Regions from separate parts of the Homo sapiens genome. Here region 1 is linked to region 2. Evidence: chromatin loops called from intact Hi-C (ENCODE). Cell type or tissue: chondrocyte. All regions are shown on one strand. Links, peaks and the distances in the headings refer to the core of each region. The heading gives the core; the rest is flanking DNA. Region 1 overlaps CDKAL1 (CDKAL1 threonylcarbamoyladenosine tRNA methylthiotransferase). Region 2 overlaps CDKAL1 (CDKAL1 threonylcarbamoyladenosine tRNA methylthiotransferase).

Region 1 (13,199 bases), core at 1,604-9,603, 310 kb after region 2:
TGAACAGCACTTCATCTGTTCAGTATCTCATCTCATTTTAGTTGGGAGTTGCTCTCAACAGTGGTATTGATATGATGTAATTCACAATCTCGGCCATGTGAGATATATTAAAACAAATCATCTAATTGATTTTCTTTTTAAGTAAAGCTAACTGTCCCTAGTAACATTCACATGACCATCTGATTCTAAACCATTTACCACTCTTGTAGTTATTTAAATTAAAATAGAGTATTTGTTTGATTTAAATTAGCCAAATGAACTTTGTTCTTCAGAATAATTTATAAATAAAAGTATAATTTAAAGAGTAAATAGTAAACCACATTGCATTTTCCTTGGTCATTTTTTAACGTGTGTGTTTTATTTCTACAGGCCGATGTAGTTTTTGTCTCAAATATAACAAAAACTTGTTTATTAGTGAAGCTTCAGAATAAGAAAGTACAGTGATGGTTGCCCAGCAGTATAAACATACTAAACTCCACTGAATGCACAGTTAAGAATGGGTAAAATGGCTAAAAACAAAAAAATAGTATTTGAGGTTATATATTGTGTAAGGAAGTAAAATTCTTAAAACTTGCCAAATTAATTTTATACGAATGCTTTCACATAACATTAAAAATAAGATTTCTAGCATAATATTAGTAGGTCATATATGGTTGATTTCCTTATCAATATGAATATTAATATCATGAAACATTTTTAAAGATCCATAGTATATATTCATATAACACAAATAGTCACAATGAAGTAGCATCTGATGGCTGATTTTTTAATGCTGTATAATTTATAACGGGGTGCAGTGTATCAAAATAAGACGATCTAGCATCTGTGATTGTAGGTAACTGACATTAGTGATTTCACGATTTCTTTAATAAGTACAAATATAACATTTATATGGTCTGAGTGCTTGAACACCTTTCTATAAATAATAGAAATGTCCCCATTAAAATGTTCCACTTAGAGAATCCCCGTGCATTTTGTCATTTTATTTCCATGAATGTTCCAAAAATGGAAAACGAGAGAAAAACCTATTCGCTTCTTCCAAACACTACATGAATGCTCCCTGTGATGCCCTTGAGGTCAGTGTTTGTCAGTGTAGTGCCACAAAGATGTGGAGAGCTGTTCTGTCAGTGACGCTGCTGCCATCTGAATTTCCCATCACTCATTTCCAACCTATTGTCCAGATACTGCAGGCTTCATGAGAGGATAGATTTATAAGCTACTTTAGTACTTTAAAATGCCCAACTAACTTTTTTCCCCATTTACTTTGAATAACCCTACTATAAGAGGTTAACAAAATGTATCTTATTTTTCTCCTATTATATTTCTAGAAACTCATTAGGGCAGCAACAAGAGTTGGTTGAAAACTCCTTTTAAGTTACATCTTGGGAATTTACTTGATTATTACTTAATATACACTGTGATGATAGAAAGCATACCAGCAGTACTTTCCTTCTTTCCTGACGTTTACTTGTTTGTTTTCAAAGCATTAAAATATCAGCATTTTTTTCCCCTCATACATTCAGTAGACATTTGCTCTGTCATCTGTTTCTTTACAGGCTGTGAGTATAGGAAGAGCCTGGGTAGTGAGATTACACTGTTGAATCCTGGCTTGGCCACTAGCCAGGTATATGACTTTGGGCAAATAATTTAACCTTTGAAATTGTCAATTGAAATTGAAAGTGTCAATTGTTTCAACATGTAAATAATAATTCTTTGCCTTGCATAAATTGTGAGAAATCATCATAATGATTGAGCATGAGCACTCAGTAGATGGTCAGGACTGTTATGGTGCACATTTACCAACAAAAGATCCATAGCATAAAAATGATCAAGAACCCATAAACTCATATTTAAATTATCTTCAAAGAAATCATTACCCAGGAAAAATCCAAGAGTAAGTTGTTATATTTACTAATACTGCGCATTCCTCAAGGGCAAGGGTGGCCTCATACCCACACAATTCCAAGGTACTTATTGCACACAAGTAATGCTAACTGATTGAGTGGCATTAACCAATTAGGAGAAGTACCTGTGGATCCCTTCTCATGATGATATTTTTAAATGTGTAAAATAAAATTCATAGGATTAAAAGAAAGCAAGTTATATTGAAATAGCGTTATCAGTACATGAACATTTTCGTGATATATGTGCTTCTTTATCAATAAGCTGAATAAGATGCAGCTGTGTGTCTAATAATTACCATAATTTCAAAGTATTGTATATTTCAAGATACCTGAAATAATTGTAATATGATATGCAAATTTTTATAATTTCTCATGGGTGAAATCACAGCCACTACAAATAGCTATAACTTGTTGCCTACATTCACAGTTGTAGAATTGGTAAATTTTGGCAAGAAATAAATGAAAACGAAGTTATGATTTTTTATTTTTATTTTTTGCACCCAAGTTCGGTCTCTTCCCACTCTCTTAGTCTGTTCAGTCTCAAATAGCTTTCTTAATGAAGATATAAACAACAACAACGACAAAAATTAATAAAAGCGCTTAGCAACACCAAGAAAATAATCCAAAAATGATTAGGCCAGAAGGTTTGTGCTGTCTTGGCCCTTGACCAAGACCTCTAGTTGATAGATCCTTCAAGGTTACCTCTCTCAGCCCCCTTCTAGAAGATTAACCATGTCTTAGAAATTGGTGCTAAGTAGTTCCTTCTTATTTGATGATGATTTTAAATGCATGTACTATTTTGTCTGAACTAGAATCCAAACTTTCCATGAAATTAACATCATTCCCTGTTGAATCTAGGTGTCATAGCTCTATAACCTTCAATTAGTTTACAAACAATATATATGTCTCCTTACCTGTGAACAAGGAATGCTTAAGAACACAATAGGCTTGGAATTTGCAACTAATTTGGCCCAATCTTGAGTAGATGGCCAAACTAAAATCTTGAAGTTATTTTGCCCCAACATAGAGCAACAGAAAAGACTCAAGCAAGTTCCTTAGAGATTGTAGCTGCATAGTTCTAGATATCTTTAATATAGAAGGGAGTAGCCACACAAAAAATATCATGTTTAAAAACATAACCAACAACTTGTATTATTGAACATATTTTAATTTAAAAATGTATATTTTAGAACAGCAATATGAATAAATGAAAACGTGTGTGAAAATAATTCATTATTACTCTGAATAAGCCTACTTTTCCTAATTATCCCTAAAAAGTTTATTTTTCTATTTCCTGATTATCTCTTTTAAAGGTTAATTTATTCTTATAGCTTTGATTATCAAAATTATACTCAGAACTAAGTAAACAACATCCTAGCAAGGGTCATCAGTGTGTAGAGAAAGATTAATTTGGGCTTTCAAGATGGTACAGGATTATAGAGGAGGTGACCTTAAGTTGGGTTTCAAAGAACACATTGGGTTTAGAAGATGATAGAGTTATATGGAAAAAGACATTCCCATTCTAGTCTGGAGAAATAATATGAGCAAATGCTGAAAGAAATGGGCATGCATATTTCAGTCAGAGAACACTCTGCAGTCTGAATAGCTGGGTGGATACAATTCTGGAGGGGTGAAATTATTGAAGCCTTGTGTCCTATTCGTTTTCCTTTTAATCAAAGAGAACATATTAACAAATCTACATGGTAGGAAGATAATTCAGTTGTAATATAAAGGATGGTGTGAAAAGGGAAGACATTGGAGACGAAAGATTATTAAGGACTGTTAAAATGTTCCAGGTGGGAGTCTTAAACTTTGGCAGTGGTTATTGGAAAGGATGGGTTAGAACCAAAGGATATTTTAGAATACAGATTTTGAAAAACTCGAGAATTTGGAAAAGAACGCAGTCACAAATGACCAAGGATTGTAGCCTGAGTGGTTGAAAAGGGTTGTGTCGGTAATGGAACTAGAGATCAAAAAAGGAGCAGCATGTCTTATAGGGAAGGGTAATTTTAATCTTGAGCTCAGTGTAGTGTTGTCTTTATTTGTAGACAAATACAGCTGCCCGTTCCAAATTCTTATCTGTGGCTCCGTTTAAAAATTCAAGTTCAAATGAAATTTTGAGAGTCAAAAATTGGAGTAAAAGCTGAAGAGGGGACATGAGGGGCAAGAGATGATGAATAAGACGATGTTTAAGAGATCATTGATGTGGCAGTTAGGAACTTAAGAGAGCATTTCAATAGATTAGTTGTTCTCAGTCTTTAGTGTGATAAGAATTACCTAGGAAGCTTATCAAAAATGTAGATTTGGGAACTCTTTGTCATAGGTCTCTAAGACTAGGGCAGGACCTGGAAGTATGCATTTATAAACTCTCAGGTGATGCAGATAATAAATAATGATTATGGTAGCTGATATATATTGAGGACTTCTTACATGCCAGACATTGTGATTATATTTATAATCACGATCACATAAGAACCTTACTGAGTATGTATGTAATTTTCCTATTTTACAAATGAGACACAGAATCACAAAGAAGTTAAACAATTTCCTCAAATTTACATAGCCAGGAAGCGGTAGTTCTGTGGCCCATGATCTTGATCACTCTGTTGTTCCCAATAAGTGCTGATAATCAGTATTTAGAATAGGGGCCATTAGAGATACTTGCAGGAGGGCCATTGTCCCACCCTCACATCCACCAAGGCCCCCACACATTGTATTTATTTCCGTGGGTGTTTTAAAAGGCAGTGCTTTGTTTCATGTTACAATTTTTGTAACCTTGCTTAATTTTTAATATTCTTTGAGCCTTAAGAAATCTAAGAGACCAGGTTTCTCTTAACTTCCAAGAGGTCCTAGTGAGTGATTGCAAAAAAATTGGATTGCAGTGCATCGAGTTGCTAAGGGGAGGTGAAAGAATCGAAGTAGCTAACATTTGGAGGTTAAGGAGTAGTAGGGCAGGTCCGGAATTCTGTGTGGAAGGTGCTTAAGGGTGGCAGTCCCAGATGGGGGAGCTGTGGGTTTAAAACAAGCAGCCTGATTTTACTTAGAATTATGTTTGTTTGTACTGGCTTGAAGGACGTTGGGCCTGGGATATAGAAGTAAATAATTGGGGTTAGAGGTAGAGTTAGGGGGAGATGGCTAAAGCCCCATAAAAGCTACTCTTTGGTGCCCTCAACCATGGAAACAATGGAAATGGTATGGTAGATGATGAAATTGTATGGAGGAAATGGCATTTTTACATTGGGGGCTATTTATCCATGTTTCTAGATGAAAAGGAACAAGGAAATAGCAAGTTTTTTTGTTTGTTTGTTTGTTTTTTTTTTGAGATGGAGTCTCGCCCTGTCGTCCAGGCTGGATGATAGAGTGGTGTGATCTCAGCCCATTGCAACTTCCGCCTCCTGGGTTCAGGCGATTCTCCTGCCTCAGCCTTCCAAGTAGGTGTGATTACAGGTGCCCGCCACCACGCCTGGCTAATTTTTTTTTGTATTTTTATTTTATTTATTTGTTTGTTTGTTTGTTTATTTTTAAACTTTTTTTGAGATGGAGTCTCACTCTGTAACCGAGGCTGGAGTGCAGTGGTGTGATCTTGGCTCACTGCAACCTCCGCCTCCAGGTTCAAGCGATTCTCTTGCGGAGCTGGGATTACAGGCATAAGCCACCACACCCAGCTGATTTTCTGTATTTTTAGTGGAGATGGGGTTTCACCATGTTGGTCAGGCTGGTCTCGAACTCCGGGCATCAAGTGATCCGCCTACCTTGGCCTCCCAAAGTGCTGGGATTACAGACATGAGCCACCGTGCCAGGCCACAATATTTTAATATTCCTGAAAAGAGGCATCTTAATAGATGAGAGGGCGACTTCAGAAGAGATGGGAAAGGAAGGTAATGTTAGACAAACAAAAGATTAGGGACATTCCTACTCTGATACAAGAAGGAGCAAAGAGAGGTTGTGTCAAAAAACTTGAGATATTTTGAACTGATGGGAGGAGGGTTAAAGAGTTTCAGAATAAATAATGTCTAGCAGGCCGGCGCGGTGGCTCACGCCTGTAATCCCAGCACTTTGGGAGGCCGAGGCGGGTGGATCATGAGGTCAGGAGATCGAGACCATCCTGTCTAACAAGGTGAAACCCCGTCTCTACTAAAAATACAAAAAATTAGCCGGGCGCGGTGGCAGGCGCCTGTAGTCCCAGCTACTCGGGAGGCTGAGGCAGGAGAATGGCGTGAACCCGGGAAGCGGAGCTTGCAGTGAGCCGAGATTGCGCCACTGCAGTCCGCAGTCCGGCCTGGGCGACAGAGCGAGACTCCGTCTCAAAAAAAAAAAAAAAAAAAAAAAAAAGTCTAGCCCTTTTGATAAGTAGGTGGCAAGACATGCTTCCAAGTAAGCACTGAGCATTTGAAGAGATGGTTACATATGACTTGATCATTCTGTATCTTTGTAGACCTTTGAATTGATAAAAGAAAAAAAATAGTGCTTCCCACTCTTATAAAATGTTTCAGTATGTACAGTTATAATATTTCATGTTCACCATTGTCTCTGAGATGTGGGGAGGGGGGTTGGAAGATTGATTCCAGGAGAGGGCAGCAGCGCTGTAAGCATTTAATTTGGGTATATCCTTTCTCTGTTCCCTTGGCTTTTAAAAATTAAGTAATAATGTGTTCTCTGTCTCTATTACCTTCACTAATGAAAAAAAATAGGGTCTGTAAAGCTATTTAATAATCTTACAATTTATTAATTTATTAGTTTCACATTACTAAACATGGCAATTGTGGAAAATACAAAGCTACTGAAAATTATCCTCATATATAATAGATCTATTTGAAACATTTTGGTATGATTTAGACCCAGTTTTGTCCTGACTCTGTGTGTGATTTGTATAATAAGAAATTGAAAAAAAGGCTTACTAGCTTAAATAGCTTTAAAAATATAAACTGTGGGAACATAGGACTAATTGGGCTTGTTGAAAGAATTTTTAACAGATAAACATTAATTTTTATTAAGCACAGACCGAATTGAAAAAGGCTAAACTTACATGTTAAAATAATTTGGCAATCTAACTGCAGATTCAAAATTTCTGAAAATGTAAATAAATTAAAATGTAGGCAGTGTTTTACCATCTGTAATGAATTAGCATTCCATTTTTACCAGCTGCTGCTGGGGTTTTTGAAGCTGACTCAGGATCTGAGCACCCTGGTGGGTTTCTGCTGATAAATATAAGAACCTGTAGTTTAAAACTGGCAGAGCTGGACTGGGGATTAGAAAAGTCACTGCAACTTTAAGCAGCAGATTCTTTCACTTGGGGCAGGATGTAAGGGTGTACTTTCTCTAAAGATGCCGTCAGTACAAATGCGGAGGATAGATTACTACTGCTTGCTGCTAACATGACAGGACATTCAGGGTGCCACTACTGTTGAGTGTGGAGTCAGCCTTGGAGGAAAAAATCCCCAAAACCTTCTTTGGCAATTGTCTCTTATGTAGTGGACATATTTTAGGCAAAATGACAGCATTTGTGCATTGATGGGATTAATGCTTCATTCTAAGGATTAAATTCGTTAATATTTTTTCTTTGTGTACTTTTTTATTCCTAAAACTTTTATTTTGAGCATGCAGGAGACAGGGATTTCTTGGAAAGAATATGAATTTTGAAGTCAGGCAGACCTAGATATGAATGCAAATTCTGTTGCTTCTTAGCCACTTGTAACAGGCAGGCGTAGAATTCAGTGTGTAATCATTAAACATTTTGTTTTCTTTCCTCACATTGGTGAGGATAGTTTTCTTTTGAGTATTTGCTTTAGTGCCTTTAATTAATGAAAAACAACTAGTTAAAAGGTTGGCTAATTCCTTTATGATATACACACACACACGTACACACAGAGCTACCTATCTCCTCTCTTACTTTTTATTGTCAGTCTTTTTATTACAAATTAGTCTTCTACATATTATAAATTTAAATGCTAACTAGAACCAGCTAAAAAGTCAATACACTTGTTCAATCAACACTTTTATTTAACACATAGTATGTGCTGTGTATTGGAAGGTCTGGTGATGATGGTTCCAATTCTGGCCTTCTGAAGCTTATATTCTAAATGGAGGATGCTGTAGACTGCTGTGAATACGGTGGAATCAATAAGCATTTACATTGTGATGGGAAAGACTTTTGTGGTTAGGGAAGCATTCCTGCAGGCAGTGTTGTAAAATGTGGAGCACTTTACAAAAAATATGTTCATAATAGCAATTACGACTGAGGGATATGAAAACACCTCAACTGTTAAATAAGCATGGTGATTCTGACCTGGACAGATTTGTGAACGTCATCTACAAGTCTTTGCCATCTAATATCTGATGAGATTTAGGGATTTTTAGCCTAATATCTTGAAAGTATCCTTGGAGTTTTCAGATCCTCACTTTGTCCAAACTTGCTGTCCTGTTCCTGTTTTCACAGAAACTTCAGGTGTCCTCACAGGCTGACTAGGACCAAGGTATACCTATCTGACCATTATGCGGGCCAGTCTGAGGTCACTGCCCTGGGGCTGAGACCTGTGTCACTGATTTACTAGTGACTCACTGTGTATTACCGCAGCTGGCCCTTGACTCTGCTTCCTCAGCTGTAGTTCAGTATGAACTCAGAAAACTTGTTTGTGACCCGAAATTAGTTCTGTGTTCATTTCTTACTCTTACTCATGCACACATGACTCATGACTTAGTCCTTGTTTTAAACTTGTGCATTAGGGTAGCTCTGAATTATGTCCTCCTTCTCCTAGAAGCAGAACCTCTTATCCTGTTTTGACTTGGCCCTTGACTGCTTAAAATGTCTGTAGTTGGCTTTGTATGGTTATAATCCTAGCCCCTTAGGCTGGGAATTTTGGCCATCTGTGGTCTCTATTTCTAGCCTTAGCCCTAACCACCCCACTTCCTGCTGCTCCTGTCAAATGCACTTACTTATACTTTTCCGTATGTGTCTCAAGCTTTCCTACAAAGATGATGGGTCTTTGCTGACCCTATTTCTTTCGTTCAGGATGAGCTCAAAATTACCACATTAGTTTTGAAACTTGCTCTAATTTCTCCTACCAGGAGGAATTTCTTCCTTCTTGGCAATACTGTGGTATTTAATGGTATTTTACTGTTTTGCACTTTGTATTATACTTATTTGTGTTATGTCTTGTCGCCCCTACTAGACTGTAAGATGATTTTATCTGTATACCATTAAGTGTCTCATACATACAGATTCTCAGTAAAATTTTGCTGGTGGAATGGAGTGGAGACCCAGGCTTTAGATAGTAACTGGGAACAACAAGATCGAATTTCTTATCTGTTCGTACCTAATAAGCTCCTCTCTCCCCTCGCCCATAGGCTTTGCTTACCTGTCACAGAACCTACCCTGCCTTTTTTCCTACATGCGGTATTATTGTCCTGAACTCCTTCAAGTGTTAAGTAAATCAGTAAATCTTTAAAGCCAACCTTAGCGGCCAGGTGCAGTGGCTCACGCCTGTAATCCCAGCACTTTGAGGGGCGGAGGCCGGCGGATCACTTGAGATCAGGAGTTCAAGACCAGCCTGGCCAACATGGTGAAACCCCGTGTCTACCAAAAACATAAAAAATTAGCCGGGTGTGGTGATGCATGCCTGTAATCCCAGCTATTCAGGAGGCTGAGGCGCTTGAACTCGGGGAGTGGGCGGAGGTTGCAGTGAGCTGAGATCATGCCACTGCACTCCAGCCTGGGTGACAGAGCAAGACTCTGTCTCATAAATAAATAAATAGCTAACCATAGCAACTCTATCAGATTTTAAAGAAATATCCCCCTTCGGCAGGGCATGGTGGCTCACGCCTGTAATCCCAGCACTTTGCGAGGCCAACGTGGGCGGATCACCTGAGGTCAGGGGTTCAAGACCAGCCTGGCCAACATGGTGAAACCCTCTCTATACTAAAAATACAAAAATTAGTCAGGCATGGTGGCGGGCGCCTGTAATCCCAGCTACTCGGGAGGCTGAGGCAGGAGAATCACTTGAACCTGAGAGGCAGAGGTTGCAGTGAGCCGAGATCGCACCATTGCACTCCAGCCTGGGTGACAGAGCAAGATTCTATCTCATTAAAAAAAAAAGAAAAAAATAATAAATAAATAAAAGAAGTATTCCCCATTGGTGATTGTACCAAAAGGATATAGAAATACCTGCCTAGTCCCTAGGACTGATGTACAGGTGGACTCTTTGCATTTCTGTAGAGAACCCACAAAACCTCTAGTACCAGTGACAAAGTCAGGCTGCCCCAAAGGGGCAAAGCCACTTTGGTAGAGTGAGGAAGAGGCAGTAAGAGTCTCTAGTTAGTTTTGAAGTCTTGGTCTTCCCTGGTCAGGAGGAGTAGAGTACACCTGCTGGTTTCAGCACTGCTCTCAGATGGTTAAAAAACCACTCTCAATATATAATATCTCCCGCCTGTTATGTAATAGTCACTTCAACAGTTTTTATGTTGTTTAACTTTTCAATACAACCTTTTTGGATTATCATTATTTCCACTTTTATAGATGAAGAACTAGAGATTCAAAGATTCATTCAGGAAGCAAATATGTGTTGTATCCTGGGGTCAGGCTGACTGTTGTCTCTGCCTGCTAGTCTGGAATTTAAACCTTGTTCTCCTTTGTCACTTGATATTGGCAATTTCTTTCCTGTCCTTGCTGGATTTCCTGCATTTCTCACTTGTGCTCTCCTCTGACTTTTCTGACCTCTTTGGTTCTAAAAATTATCCCTGATTCCCACACTTCTGGTTCCTATTCTGTGTGGTGACCCCTGCTGTTTGCTGCCCACACCTCGGAGTGATGCTGAGTGAGGGAATCCAATCTCCCAAACAGGAAGCTTACCAAGTTTTGAAAGCAGAGCCTTTTCTTGCAGTCAATTAAAGGTTCACTCTGACTGTCCATTTTTAAACTATGGTATGAATTTTGTCTGTCATTTTCTTGCCCTTGTCTTCCTGTGAGAAGACTGTGTTTTATTTATCAAGATAGTAGTTTTAATTCTCTTAGAGGTTGGGGCTTTAATAATTGAGTGATTTAAAAACTTTTTATGAACAAATTCTGTGTCTTCCATATCACACCTAGAGAAGCAGTGAGGGACATATTTTACTCTTTAGAATTATATAAGTAATTTCCTCATGCATCAATAGAAAGAAATTAGCTACAGGCTTCGGAATGCTTAGAGTGGGAATGCGAGATAATCGTAAGTAAGCTCTACATAGCTGGTATTACTTTTTTTATTCCATCAAAGAAACTACATTTTTTTTTGCTTTTTTTCGAGATGGAATCTCTCTCTGTTTCCAGGCTGGAGTGCAGTGGCACAATCTTGGCTCACTGAAACCTCCACCTCCTGGGTTCAAGCTATTCCCCAGCCTCAGCTTCCTGAGTAGCTGGGACTACAGGCACGCACCACCATGCCCAGCTAATTTTTGTATTTTTTAGTAGGGACAGGGTTTCACCATGTTGGCCAGGAGTGTCTTGATCTTCTGACCTCATGATCCGCCCACCTCGGCCTCCCAAAGTGCTGAGATTACAGGCGTGAGCCACCGCGCCTGGCCAAGAAACTACATTCTTTAAGTTATTATAATATTTAAATATATAAGTAAAATGCCACCATATATCATAATACTGTTCTTTTTTGTGATTTATAAATTTCTCTATGGCCTGTATCTTATACTGTATACATAAAGCCTCCTGAATTCATATATAATGTGGGTCTGAGAACATATTTGACAGTTGATTATCTAAAAGTCAGATAATTGACATGTTATAAAGGGGTGGGGAGGGTTGCTAAATAAGTTTCCATTAGGCTAAGAAAAGATTATAAAATTTCTTATTATTGGTTCATGCACAGTTAAGCAACTCAGCAAGTGAAAGAAAATTTACAGATGGCTTGAATGTGTTGGGTTTTTGCTTTGTTTTTGGCAAGGGACCATCGGCTCTGAAGATTAGGGAAGTCATCCAGGCATCTTCCTTTCCCACAAACCCACCAACTCTGTTACCTGGAGCTTAATACATATGTGATCTAATACAGTATCCTTCCATGTGATTAAGCTTTTCTCCCATTACTATTCATTAAACAGACTATTGACATCTCTAAGTGTGATCCCCAAACCAACAGCATTGGCATCTTGGTTCTCAAACATTAAGGAACAGCACAGTCGCTTGGCTGGCTTATTAAAAACAAAGATTGCTGGACCCCATCCTCAGAGTCTGCGATTCAGTAGGTCTGGAGTAGAGCTTGAGAATTTGCATTTCTGTCAGGTTCCAAGATAATATGATGTTGCTGGTCTGGGACTACACTCCAAGAAACACTGAAAACAGACTTTGCTTTCACCTTTGATTTATGAATCCCTCTTTGCCATATATAATCATAGCATATATTTTGTATATGTGATATATAAATTGATAAACTTTCATTTTTCATTCTGAATTCTGTATGCTTGTTATTGAGAACTGATTGTCATCTCACTCTTCTGTGAATGGACTCTTTCTGTTTTCTAACTTGATCTCTTTTACATGGGCAAGCTATTGACTTGGCTATATTTAACTAGGCATTTGATTGACCTTTCCTATTAATTATTAATCTTGTAGCTTTTTAGTTGATTCTTTGGGCTTTCTAGGTAAGCAACCATATTATTTCTATTTTTCCTCTTTGAGCGATTCCTAAAATGGCTGTCTGTGAAATGTCTTTCATATTTGTTAACATGTTGCTTTTCTTTCTCTTCCTTTTTTTATTATGGTTGTGCATCTCATGTCTATACTCTTTGTTTTTATGCAGTCTCAAATCTCCTGTTTGTATCTCCAAAGTAGTTAATAATTTTTATTCATATACTTTAAAATGCACTCTTTTTGGAAATTGTAACCACTGCTGCAATCAAGATACAGAACAGTTACACCACGTACCAAAATTTTCTCCTTTTCCCTTTCTAGTCAAACTCTCTTATCGCTGCAAGTACTGGCAACCACAAATTTCTTTTCTTTTCCTTTGGTTTTGCCCTTTCCAGATATCATATAAATGGAATCATGCGATATGTAGCCTGATGGGATTCAGAACACACCACCCCAAAATATGGCACATTGCATATTGAATATTTTAAGCTGAAGGAATTTGAGAAATGGCAGGTACAGGAAGGACTCTCTGACCTTCCTCTGAAGAAGGTCATAAGACATGTCATGTGAGAGGTGCCCTCCCTGCACCTGGAGGGGGAAGGGGCATTCCTGTCTCCAAAGGCGGAAGAACGCTGAGGATTCCAAATGAACTCCACAGGCCTTGCTAAGTTTCCCCTGGTTTGCTA
Region 2 (13,199 bases), core at 2,031-10,030:
GATGTGTTGTTCGAAGTTGTAGAAGATAAGCAGCAATTTAAAGGCGTTACAATACATTTTTAAGAGTGGAAATTGCATTGAAGAGTGGAAGAAAAGTCGACATAAGAGAATTAGGGCATGTTGTTTGCCCAGGCTGGTCTTGAACTCCTGAGCTCAACCAATCCACCTGCCTCGGCCTCCCAAAGTGCTGGGATTACAGGCGTGAGCCACCGTGGCTGGCCCTTAATATGTTTTAAAAGGATGTTTAATACTCTTCATTACTGTGTTATGCAATAGTTGCATGATGATTTTTCTGATCTCTACATTCTATTTTTTTTCTTTTTAAAATGGAGCACAGAAGTACTTAGTTTCTGATGTTTTTCCATCTTGGCCCAGTAATTTCCTTTTTTTTTGTTATTTTATGAAGCACAAAACTAAATATTTTTGAACCAAGAGACTACTGTGTGGTATTAATTTTGATTTTGTACTAAATTCATGTTATTTACACAAATCAAATAGTGTCAACCTTAAAATTTTTTTAAGCAATATTTTTCTTATGTTTGAGAGTTAACATGTATGGTTGATTAGAATCTTCACCTTCTAAAGGGATTAAGGAAAAACCTCGTTCACTGTTGTGAATTCTAAAATGTTTTGGTTCCAAGTCCTAGTTTTTCTTACCCTGGTATTATGTCCAAAATGAATGCCCACTAAAAGTTAGTAACTCTCATGGCAATTAAAGTATTTTGATAATGTTTATAAGTTCTTGTTCTCAATTTTGCCACTAGTAAAGATGTGGGAGAAGTTAATCTTTTTTTGTTGTCTTTCTTGTGAACTTAAAGATCATTTTTCATCCTGTTCAACCTTTGGCCTGACCTTTTCAGGTCACTAAATGTCTGGTTTGCACTTCTTGTAGCATGTGAGAAATAATACTTCAAAATTCAAGTGTAATTGTATTAATTTTTGTGAATAAACTGCTATGGAGTGCTGAAGTGTGTTAAGATGCCTAGTCTTTTCAGAATTACCGGCATTATGGTATTGAACTTAAAATATTTTATGTTTATAATATTTTAGAATTTTCATGAGTCAGATAAACATATACCCAGATTTTCAGAAACTTGACATTTGCTTAATTGCTTAATAATTCACATCAGGCTTAGAGATTTGTGAAATATTTTTGGGATAATTTATTTAGAAATAGCGTGTGTTTAAATATTAATTTTCTTTTTTAAGAAAATGGGCAGATGATAAATTACCATGAAAGCTTCATTTAAAAATCTGTTGTTAGTATTGTCTTCTTTAATTTTGGGGAGAAAAAACTTCTGAGATGTTAACAATTGAACATGTAGTGTTGGCTCTTTTTGGCCTTCAATTTAAAATTGTCATGTGTTTGGATTAAAGACATGATGTATTTTTAGCTATTGGGCAAGAGATGGCAATATTGCATTACATGATCACTGCAGTTACACTATTATAAATGAAAGTGAATTTCATGTTACAAATGTTCTTCTAATGCAATTATTAGGCGTCATTAAATTAGTTTACACTTTATTTCTTCTGATTGATTTTTTAAAAAACTTTTTAGCAGTATTTATATAAAAATTGGACAAATTGACCCTTTCAGAGGCAGTATGACCCTTTCAGAGGCAGTATGATCTTGTGCAGATACCCGTCTGCAATATGTGTGCTGAACAGATGTGAAAATTATTTAGTCACTGGCTTACTGCTTGACACCTTCATTGCTCTGTTGCCCTGACTGTGCTTGTCCTAGAATCTGGTTGTTGTCCTCTTTGTCCATAGGAGCATATGAAGGTGGGAGTTTTTGAATTTGAGGACAAACATTTGTTACCTTTAATACTACATTGCTTTCATACTCACTAAAAACTAACCTTTGCATAGTATGCAACTTGTATAGCTTATTAATCTTCAAGTCTATTAACATATAATATGGTTAAAGAGGCTTAATAATAAAACAGAATGTAGTAAACTACTGCATTTAAAAATTTCCCACCAATTCCTACTTTACCAGCATATGTTTGATGGTTAAGGGGGAAGTGATTTGAATATCTCAGGATTTGCAGAGACTTTGCTTTTACCTCTTCTTTCATTGTAGCTTGGTCATTCTCAAATTTGAGTTTCTAAGGACTTTTAAAGTGTTACGTATGCTAATCCATGTATACATTATTTTTATGATTGATTAAGGACTTTTTTGGGAAGAGTTGTGGCTATACATGATTTTTACCTAATCTAATCATTTTAGATTCAAACTCCTTGCATAAAATGTAGCTCTGCTTAGCACTGCTGCCATTAGCTTATTTCTGCTGGCTTAGAGTGACGTCTCGGCTAGTTCCTGTGTTAAGATAATTTAACTGGTTTACATTTTCTTTTTTATGATGTGTGAGTTCTTTCTGTCTTTCTCATCTTTACCTTTGACATGTCAGAGACACTGTTGCTTAGTTATTAAGAACAGACTGTCAGCCGGGCGCAGTGGCTCATGCTTGTAATCCCAGCACTTTGGGAGCCCGAGAGGGGCGGATCACCTGAGGTCAGGAGTTCGAGACCAGCCTGGCCAACATGGCGAAACCCCATCTCTACTAAAAATAAAAAAATTAGCTGGGCTTGGTGGTGCGTGCCTGTAATTCCAGCTACTGAGGAGGCTGAGGCATGAGAATCGCTTGAACCCAGGAAGTGGAGATTGCAGTGAGCTGAGATCACAACACTGCACTCCAGCCTGGGCGACAGAGCAAGACCATCTCAAAAAAGAAAAAAAAAAAAAAAAAAAAAAAAAGAACAGACTGTAGCCAGCTCTTAATATTAAGCCAGACTGTAAAACCAACTACCACCATTTATTAGCTATATAACTTTGATAATATCTCTGTGTCTTAGCATCCTTATTAAATGAAGATGGCAGTGGTAGTCCTTTCTGAAGATTAAATGAATCAGTATATGTAAAGTGGTCAACTTTGTATTTTAGTATTATAATAATTATTAGATATGATACCTGGCACAAAGTAGTAATTCAGGTGTTTTTTTGTGTGCATTAGTGAACAAGTAAAAACAAGTATATTTCTTGAATATAATGTATAGAAGTAATTTTATTCTTTTTATCTTTAAGTTAGAAGAAAAATTAAAGTATATTCCAAAGGTTAGATAAATGCAGTGTGTATGGGAATCCCTTGAGTTTTTCAGTAAAATTCTATTTGGGTGGCTGTCAAGTCCAGTCTGCATAGTCTTGACATGTCTTGGATAAGATCCTTATACTATCACTTTTCCTGTCATGGACACTACAAATTATATTGAATCAGAAATCTAATTTAATCCATTCTTATTCAATTGGAAGCAGTAATTGCTTTCAATTTAATGGGATTGGATTCAGTATTAGAAATTTTGATGTTCCTTCAAACTTAATACAGTATGGTTATATATATTTCCATTTATTTGTGTGTGTTCCTGTGCCCTCGCAGAGAGATTATCTTGGAGTATTACTTGTATTCACTTGAGTTATTTGCAACGGTTGGTAAAGAGGCATATTGTAAGGGTGGGAATGAGAGTGGCATTCTCTTTGTTTTTTTTCTTTTCTACCCATGGAATAATGAAGAGAGAAATAATAAGGGCCTTCAAAATGGGATTTCCATCCACTCAGAAATAAGGAAAGGAAATTTAGAGTCTCTGGAGAAGATCTGGAATGCTATTTACTCTTGAGGGTAGACAGCATCCAGCCCTACTAAAGATGAAAAAAGGAGAGCCTGGGGATGAAATTAAATCCATCAAAAAATTCACTGTTGGTCAGGCCTGGTGGCTCACGCCTGTAATCCCAGGCTGAGGTGGGCGGATCACTTGAGGTTAGGAGTTCCAGAAGAGCCTGACCAACATGGTGAAACCTCGTCCCTACTGAAAATACAAAAAAAATTAATCGGCTATGGTGGTGGGCGCCTGTAATCCCAGCTACTCGGGAGGCTGAGGCAGAAGAATTGCTTTGACCTGGAAGGTGGAGGCTGCAGTGAGCCAAGATCATGCCACTACACTCCAGCCTGGGCAATAGAGTGAGACTCCATCTTAAAAAAAAAAAAAAATTCATTGTTAGCATGTTATTTCAATCTTTCCCGGCAAATCATACTTAGAGACAGCTAAGTTTATCAATTCTCATGTCCTATACGGTGCTTTTTCTTGAATATACGGTAGACAAGAGGTAAGGCCTAATGGGTGAAGTAACTACATTTCTGAGTTAGTGTCTAATTGTTTTTGATCACCTAGTTCCATTTGACAGAAGATGTAGTGCTTATGGCTCATCCCATTGACTCTTTCTCTGCTTTCACTCCTTCAGCAGTGTTTTCAGTAGCCTTTTTGGTGATCTTATTGACTTGTCTTTTTTCTGATGTTCTTTTTAATTGAATTGCTATATGATATAAGATGGAATGATTGTGTTTTAACCATGATCTTCAAGTCTGCTGTGTAAAGAACTAATGATTGCAGTTTGAGTAAAATTCTTAGTAACAAGTGAATCAAAGATAAAGATAGATCATTGAGAATATTTTTTTTCTCTCCATGAGGAAGTTCATTATTAGCTAGCTTACAAAAATGAAGGAATTGTGAGAGTGTTCTGGAATAAATGTTATGGCTTAATAAAACTATTCAGAAAATCACTGAACAATACAAAAGTGGAAGACATTGAAAATGGTATATGGACACATCTAAGATCAAAATTAAGCCAGAGAAGCTTTAGGGAGAGTATTTGAAGCTTATCATTTCCATTTGTAACGGCTTTTTATATTGTGGTGTAAAATCATGTGCAAGCCATAAACAAGGGCTTTTAAAAATATTTTTGTTAATTTTTTTTTAGTTTTATAGAGATGGTGTCTCACTGTGTTGCCCAGTCTGGTCTTGAACTCCTGACCTCAACTGATCCTCCCATCTCAAATTCCCTAGTCACTGGGATTACAGGCATGAGCCACCACACCTAGCCAACGAGGGCTTTTTTTTTTTCTCATTAACATAGAGATATGAAGAATACTATATTGGATTAAAAGTTTTTGCATTTGTGAAGTGTAAGCAGCTGTGTGAATGTAGTCAATGTGTATTCTTCATTTAATAAACATAAGTATCTTTTCCTTTCCAAATTATACAAAAAATACTAAAAGCAATCAAACGATTTTTACAGAATCTTAACTAATATAAAAATTTGTTCATTGCTTATAATACAGAATAATTATATAACTTGGCTCATTATCTAAGCTTAATGAATTAATGTTGGAATGTAAAAACGAGCAATTTTAAGCCAGCGATGGCTCAATCATTTTTAACTGAGGGATTTTGGGATCAATTACTAAAATGTTCTGAGCCTCAGTGTCTTTAAAATGTAATGATGCTCTATTAATCTCATGAAATTGAAGTGAAAACAAATGTGAGGTAATATGTTTTTGGAAATATTTATAAGTTTAAAAATAGCCTGCTTGGTACTTGTGCCTGTAATGCTAGCTACTCAGGAGGCTGAGACAGGTGAATTACCTGAGGCCAGGAATTTGAGTCTGTCCTGTGCAACATAGCAAGACCCCATCTCCAAAAAAGCTAATATATTTATAAAGCTTAAATGTTATAAAATGATAAACTGATGGTTTTTGAATTCTTTGCTCTACTCACCTTTCATCTGTTAAAGATGTTTTTGTACAATTTAGCTCAGTTCCTAAATATACCAAAAGATGGCACTGTTTACCTATGTTTAATATTTTAATTTGCATTTTTTGATGAAAAAGTGTGTTGAATGTTTTATCTACAAATGTTTTAAATTGAGGTTATTTTTTTACATTTAATTTTCTGTTTTGTAAATGGATCTTTAATTCATGTAAAGTTTACTAGGACCAGGTTTCATTTTTATTTTGAAATGGTTTGGAAATTCAGATATTTAACAATCATTTTGTAGATATAAACTCCTGTGTGATCCATTGTAATTAATGATAAAACCTTGTATTAATGTGACAGCTAATGTTTCATGGAAAACCTAGTTGCTTTTGTATAACAAAAACCATTAAATTTTTTAAGCCTCTGAAAACAGTCCAGTGATTAAAACATGACAGCCACAAATAAATTATTTATGTGGCTTTTAGGTCACACTGCCCAGGTTTATTCATTTTAGAAAGTTATTTTATCTTAAAAGTACCTTTGAAAATGTAGCAAAACCTTTCATTGCTTGAATTTCCTACTCACAGTTGTGTGATGAGAGGAGAATCTAGGTCCAGGTCCTGCGAAGAGCTTCTCTGGGTGAGAAATGCAAAAATTAGATAATATGAATTTGACTTGAAGTGAGGGTTATTTATATAGCAGGATGTGGTGAATACACTTCCCATACAGTTAGACGGAAACCTCCTGATTGTTCATTTATACAGCCTATTACATCCAATGTAGTTTATGACCTAGAAAGAGAATACAAGTAGGATATTTTTTTATCCCATCAAAGCTATCTATATATATATATATTTTTAAATGAACAGCATTTGTCAGTGATTTTTACAGGGGTGAAAAAGCACAAGACAGTTCCATTACTATTATAAAATGTTTTACTTTTGTTGTGGGGGTAAGTTTAGAAGTCCAAGATATAATAATTTCAGATGTGCTTCTACTGTTTCCTTTACTTAAAAGTAGGGACTATTTTGAGGCAATATAATTTGTATGTTTCAGTTTTTATTTCTCTCTGAAAATCACTTTTTAGGGTACCATGCCTTGGAAAGAAAGTTTACATTTTTTTCCGTTAAAAACCCATCCTCCTAACTCTGAAATGACTGTCTCAGTTACTAAATGTATATAGCTTGGGGGAAGTGAAGGCACAGTTGGCAGTTAGAGGTTTGTTTTTATGTTCATGGGAGTATATGTGCTTATATTTAAATGTTCACTCTTCTAGCAGGGTTTGTTGATGTTAGTAATATGCTACATATGCGATTTGTCTGAATTGTTTAAAAATGCATAATTACAGGAGGATTTGATTATTCAGCAACAGTTCCAGTAGCTAAAGACTATCATATAGATATTTTCTTCCAGTATTTGACAGTGGTTCTGTGAGCTATGAGTAGCATAAAAAATAAAAAGAAGATACTGTGACTCTTTAATACCCTAGAGGCCGTAGTCTTAGGATATTCTTACTGTAGAGATGAAAAAACAGGGCTTCATTAACAAACTGAACTGCTATTTCACCTCTTTTAGTAGATGTGTAATTCTGTGGGTTTGGTAAATAACAAAGGCTTTTTTCCTAAATGATTTAATGCTTTCAGATTTTTGTGGGAAAATTAGAAAAAGCAAAAATGCACTCAGTGATTTTTTTTTTAAACCCCTTTGTTTCTGGACAAATGGACAAAGATAGTTAAGTGTCCCAAAAATGGTTTTAACAGGCTTCCCTCTCCAACCCCATACATACCCTGGCTGTCCATAATTCCAATTTTGGGTAGGTAGTAAAATGTGATATTAGACTACGAGTATTTTCCCTCCAAATAATACTTGTGATTAAAAGAAATGCAATCAAATAGCATTATATATTCGTTATGAAAGAAAGATCTGTCATGCAGATTTTGCCTGGTTCCTTTAGATGCCTTGTAATAATGTGCTAATTTATGCTGATGATCTTGCCTCATGACCCTTCTGTGTGGCCTAGATATGTTAATATGTTATAGCTTTTTAATTTCGATCCTCTGTGTTGGTTGAATATGCTTGTTAGTCCATAGTGCCACTCACTAGTCTGTGTCAAGAACTGAAAAAGAACAAGAAAAATGTATCTCAGAATCAATTTCTTTAAGCATGTATCAGTAATGGAGGAAATTATAAAATATACATAATTTTAATAGGACTTTATGTCTGAACATTCATTGAAAATAGTAAGCACTCTAAGTACTGTAAGCTTTTAATTAGGAAAGAGAGTTGGGTCATTGGTTTTATTAAGCAAGGGCTTATTAACATCTTTTGATTTTTTTTCTTGATTTTTGTTTAATATCAGTGAGAAAATATTACAAGAATGAAAACTAGACATCACTGGCAGTTTTTACTTTATTGCATCCATTTTTCTGTTCCCTAAACCTTGAGGGTTATGCATCTAAAGATTCCCATGGTAGGAAAATACTGTATGTGGTTCATAAATTCATGACCTTAAGGTAGCAGAGACCAAGGCCTAAAATAGATGGGAGAACTCAACTGTTTAAAAAAATTTGTTAAAATAAAAATTCCATAGAAGGAAAACAATTTATGTACCTTAAATATAATTCATCTTTATTATCTTTCCTCATCTACAGAAGCTTCTCCTTATTACTTATTTGTGTTCTTTCTACAGAGAATATACTAGGAGGGGTATTTTTCCTTATTTTTAGCTCTTGATCTGAAAGTGTAATGTTCTTTTCGCTTTGTCTTGAAATTGTTGCCTCCCCATTTTTGGGTCTCATCTGGATCTGAAAGACATTGACTGACTCAAATATCCGAAAAACTTGGTAACTTTCAAATTGGTATACGTGGCATAATTAAGAATATGTTGGTGCAAAAGTAATCGTGGTCTTTGCCATTGAAAGTAATGGCAAAGACCACGATTACTTTTGCACCAGCCTGTATTTCACAAACGTCTCTGTGCCTGTGATTACTTCTCTCTAAAATGGTTTATGGAGTAGTTGTTATGATTAATAAATGGTTGATAAATACTAGCTATTATGGTATTAAGCATTAATAAGGAAAATTCACTATTACATGTAAATGTTTTGAGTCCCTGAAATTAACTGGCAACTTAATGAAATTTGATTTAAGCACACATTTAGTCCATTTCAATCTATTTAAACGTGTTTCTCTCTTGCACATCTTTTTCTGATGGAGAGCGTGAGTTAGGAAATGAGCCAAAATAGGATATATAATGGATAGCCTCTTTTGGTAGCCAGTCAGACAGAATGGGGTGATGTCTTCATAGAAGGAATATGGAATTAGGAGTTGGAAGATTTGGGGTCTTGCTCCAAAGATCACTTTGATTGTTGGTGAACTTATTTATCTAGTCTCAGCTTTTTAATTAATTAATTAATTAATTATTTTAATTTAGAGACGAGGTTTTACTTTGTGGCCCAGGCTGGAGTGCAGTGGCATGATCATAGCTCACTGCTACTTTGAATTCCCAGGCTCAAGAGATCCTCCTGCCTCAGCCTCCTGAGTAGCTGGGACTACAGGTGTGCACCACCATGCCCAGCAAATTTTTTTTTTTTTGAGACGGAGTCTCCCTCTGTCGCCCAGGCTGGAGTGCAGTGGCGCGATCTCGGCTCACTGCAAGCTCCTCCTCCCGGGTTCACGCCATTCTCTCACCTCAGCCTCCTAAGTAGCTGGGACCACAGGCGCCTGCCACCACGCCCGGCTAATTTTTTTGTACTTTTAGTAGAGACGGGGGTTTCACCGTGGTGGCCAGGATGGTCTCCGTCTCCTGACCTCGTGATCCGCCTGCCTCTGCCTCCCAAAGCGCTGGGATTACAGGCGTGAGCCACCGTGCCCAGCACCCAGCTAATTTTTAAATTTTTTGTAGAGACGGAGTCTTGCCATTTTGCCCAGGCTCTCCTCCAACTCCTGGCCTCAAGGGATCCTCCCACTTCAGCCTCCTAAAGTGTTGGGATTCCAGGCGTAAGCCACTGTGCCTGGCCTATTCTTAGCTTTTAAATTCTCGTCTATGAAATAACGCATTTGACTGTTCCAAAAGTGTGGGGGACAGGTCATCTTCTTTCACATGCATTGTCTTACTTTGTAAGGTAAATAAAGTACTATATTAAGAAATGTGGGCCTGGCACGGTGGCTCACGCCTGTAATCCCAGCACTTTGGGAGGCCGAGGCGGGCGGATCAGAGGTCAGGAGATTGAGACCATCCTGGCTAACACGGTAAAACCCCGTCTCTACTAACAATACAAAAAAAATTAGCCGGGCGTGGTGGCGGGCGCCTGTAGTCCCAGCTGCTTGGAAGGCTGAGGCAGGAGAATGGCGTGAACCTGGGAGGCGGAGCTTGCAGTGAGCCGAGATCGCGCCACTGCACTCCAGCCTGGGCGACAGAGCGAGACTCCGCCTCAAAAAAAAAAAAAAAACAAAAAAACAAAAAAACAAAGAAATGTGAGGTGTGAAATCCTTCTTGAACATTTTTAACTTCACTCCTCCCTATGCTGCCACTCTGCCCCCTCATCAGACTCTTCCTTAACACACTGCTGTGACCCAGATTGTCTTTATTTCTTCTTGTAGCACTTGTTAGACTCTATTGCAATTATTTATGTATTTGTCTCATTAGACTGATCTTGAGTACAGAGATGGCCCTTTATTCTTGTATTCAAAGTACCTACCACCATATTTGGCTTATAATAAGCCTCAGTGTTTGTTGAATGAATTTATATCAATATCCATGCCATTCATGAGAAACAAAACTTATTATATAGAGCATAGAGGTGGTTTCTAATTCGTGTTGCTCTTATTTTTACTGTTAGATGTAAAACGTTGAATGATTTGTTACCACTTGGCATAATTAAATTTAGCATTTTTCTAGTTTAAGTAGTTCAGTTTTTGAGACACTTTTATGAGCCTCACTATATTAATGGCCTTATTGGTGCTTTACAGATTTTGTGATTCATGGGCACTGTAAGTATAAATTTCATGCTTACAGCAATTGAATAAAATAGGCACATTGTTCTTTGTTAGTTTCTTCAGTTGGTTCTTTTAATTTTCCTGTTCTTACTGGTGATTCCTTGAGGCATCTGGCCAGTGTTGAGTATTTCTTCCTGACTCATCATCCCTTCTGCCACCTGCCAAAGGAATGCTTTTACTTTGGTCAAGAGCATTTCGAGTGAGTTAGATTTCATTATTGGTGTAGGCTATGGACCACCTGATAAGTCTAAGCATGTCATACTAATTAGCATTGACTGCCAGCCACCATAATGCTTAATTCAGGTGCTATGCTGTTTTAATTCTAAAGGTGTTGTGAAGTATGGAAAAATCCTTTACCTGAATATGAAACTAGCTACTAAATTTGGAGTTCTCTCCCTACCCCTGCAGCATTTTCCTTTGTGTGAAATTTCAGTTGATTATATTCAATTTACTTTTATATAGTCTTTCAGAATCAGTAGAATTTTTTTCCTTAGATATATCTAAGTCACTCCTTTTTGAGATGATTTAGAAAAGAGGAAATTGAGGATTGGAAGTTAAAAAGGGAGAAAGATGGCTGGTAGGTAACATGTAGAAGTTTTAACCTTTCATCTCAAGAGAGTGATTCTTCTGGGCTTTAATACGTGTATCTGAGAGCTGGGAGGAAGCTGTGTTGGAGGGTGTCTGGGACCTGGTGAGACCTCAGAAAATAAGAGTCCATCATAAAGTAAGAAAGGCATTGATGGGACTTAAAAATATTTGACTACAGCGAAAGCTTTTTATTTATTTATTTATTTTTATTTTTAATTAATTAATTTTTGTTGTTGTTGTTGAGACGGAGTCTCTGTCGCCAGGGTGGAGTGCAGTGGCATGATCTCGGTTCACTGCAACCTCTGCCTCTTGGGTTCAAGCGATTCTCCTGCCTCAGCCTCCCGAGTAGCTGGGACTACAGGCGTATGACACCACGCCCAGCTAATTTTTGTATTTTTAGTAGAGACGGAGTTTCACCATGTTGGCCAGTATGGTCTCTATCTCTTGACCCCATGATCCATCCACCTCGGCCTCCCAAAGTGCTGGGATTACAGGGGTGAGCCACTGTGCCCTGCCAATTAATTTATTTTTTTGAGACGAAGTCTCACTCTGTCGCCTAGGCTGGAGTGCAGTGGCGTGATCTCAGCTCACTGCAACCCCCGCCTCCTGGGTTCAAGCGATTCTCTTGCCTTGGCCTCCCGAGTAGCTAGGACTACAGGCATCTGCCACCACTGCCAGCTAATTTTTGAATTTTTAGTAGAGACAGAGTTTCACTGTGTTGGCCAGGCTGGTCTCAAATTCCTGACCTCAGGTGATTCAACTGCCTTGGCTTCCCAAAGTGCTGGGATTACAGGTGTGCACTGGGTCAGCTTTTTAGAATGCATTTTATCTGCTGCAAGTTAAAAGAAATTTACTAGCCTTTGAATGAAACTGTAGAAGGAAAATCCTGAATTCCTAGATATCAAGGGATGGTTAGAGAACCCCCAAAAGTGCCGTATTGATCATTACAAAAAAAAGGGTAAAATGTACCCTTATAGTCTCTTCATTTAGTGCAATATCTTTATTGTGGTAAGTTATAGATTATTGATAGGGGCTTCTATAGTTTATTTTTCTACTTTTGGTCTCCTTATCCTATCTTCCCACTAGATTAAAAAATTCTCCCCAAATATATTCTGCTGTGGGGATTTTCAGAAATGTTAGCACCCTCACTGGGGAGGAATTACCTTCTACCTGTATTTCTGGAAGGGGAAGCTTATGTGAATCTCTAAAAAGAGAATTATATTGATGTTACGAAGTAAGTACTATAGGTGAAAGAGAGAATAAGAAAAAACTCGATGTTTAAAGGAGCATCTATTGAGTTACTCTGTGCAAGGCTGACCAACTCACCTTGTGATCTTAGTCAAGCCATGTAATCTCCCTGAGCCTCAGTTTATTCATATATAAAATAAGCAAGTTGAACTCCTCTGTTCCCTGGTTCTTTGTAAATTCATTCATTCTTAGATATTCATCATAAGCCTGTTGTGTTATGTATTCAGCAGTTGAACAAGACAGATGCAGTCTTATCCTTGTAAGAAGACTTCTCTTTCCCCTATCTCTGCTGACCTGTCCTTCTCCCTGTTCTCTTATCTAGTAATTGGTTGGATAATGAGGAAGTGAAGCAATGTGAAATGCTTAATTACAAATTTGGGGACTCTGTCTGCTTTTATGGATGAAGTGGATTGACATTTTGGGGGGAAAAGTACCCTGTAAAAACATAGTTTATATATATTAAAAATGTTATTAAAATGAAAAAGTGATTTATCAGTTAGTGGTAAATTAATTGGCTGACTTGGGAGTGAAAATTATTTGACTTGGGAGACAAAATTACTCTCTAGACTGAGCTAGAGAGTAATTTTGTCTAAATTGAGGTATAGCAGATATAAAATGGAAAAGATTTATCTTTGATGTTGAGTAATTTTAAAAAATGCATTTGAGCTTCTTGGGAATAGTTACCCATCTTGATGTATTTGCTGAAGATCAGATGTAATTTTAAAAAAAATTTTTGGTAGAAAAATGTCTTTGGTATAAGTCAGGCCTATTAT

The links. Hi-C counts contacts between places; a loop is a spot of excess contacts. Peaks named below come from ENCODE experiments on the same cell type or tissue, not always from the same donor. Only the 100,000 strongest peaks of a DNase experiment are listed, where the experiment ranks them.
Region 1: a loop joins it to region 2, with 2.9 times the contacts of the local background. A loop is called at or near these places in 13 of 110 quality-filtered maps.

What each region holds. Positions count from the first base shown.
Region 1 is chr6:20,869,096-20,882,294 of GRCh38, forward strand. All of the region lies in intron 9 of CDKAL1 (CDKAL1 threonylcarbamoyladenosine tRNA methylthiotransferase), which reads left to right. Among named protein-coding and RNA genes, the nearest start is that of CDKAL1, 340 kb to the left of the region's middle. RefSeq lists enhancers at 1-1,203, 7,986-9,185, 8,529-8,758, 12,983-13,199. In chondrocyte, for the core only: CTCF peaks have their summits at 4,921, 6,467 (motif pointing right) and 6,675; no DNase peak of the experiment used is centred there.
Region 2 is chr6:20,558,708-20,571,906 of GRCh38, forward strand. The region is part of intron 4 of CDKAL1 (CDKAL1 threonylcarbamoyladenosine tRNA methylthiotransferase); the gene reads left to right. Among named protein-coding and RNA genes, the nearest start is that of CDKAL1, 31 kb to the left of the region's middle. In chondrocyte, for the core only: CTCF peaks have their summits at 5,682 (motif pointing right) and 5,883; no DNase peak of the experiment used is centred there.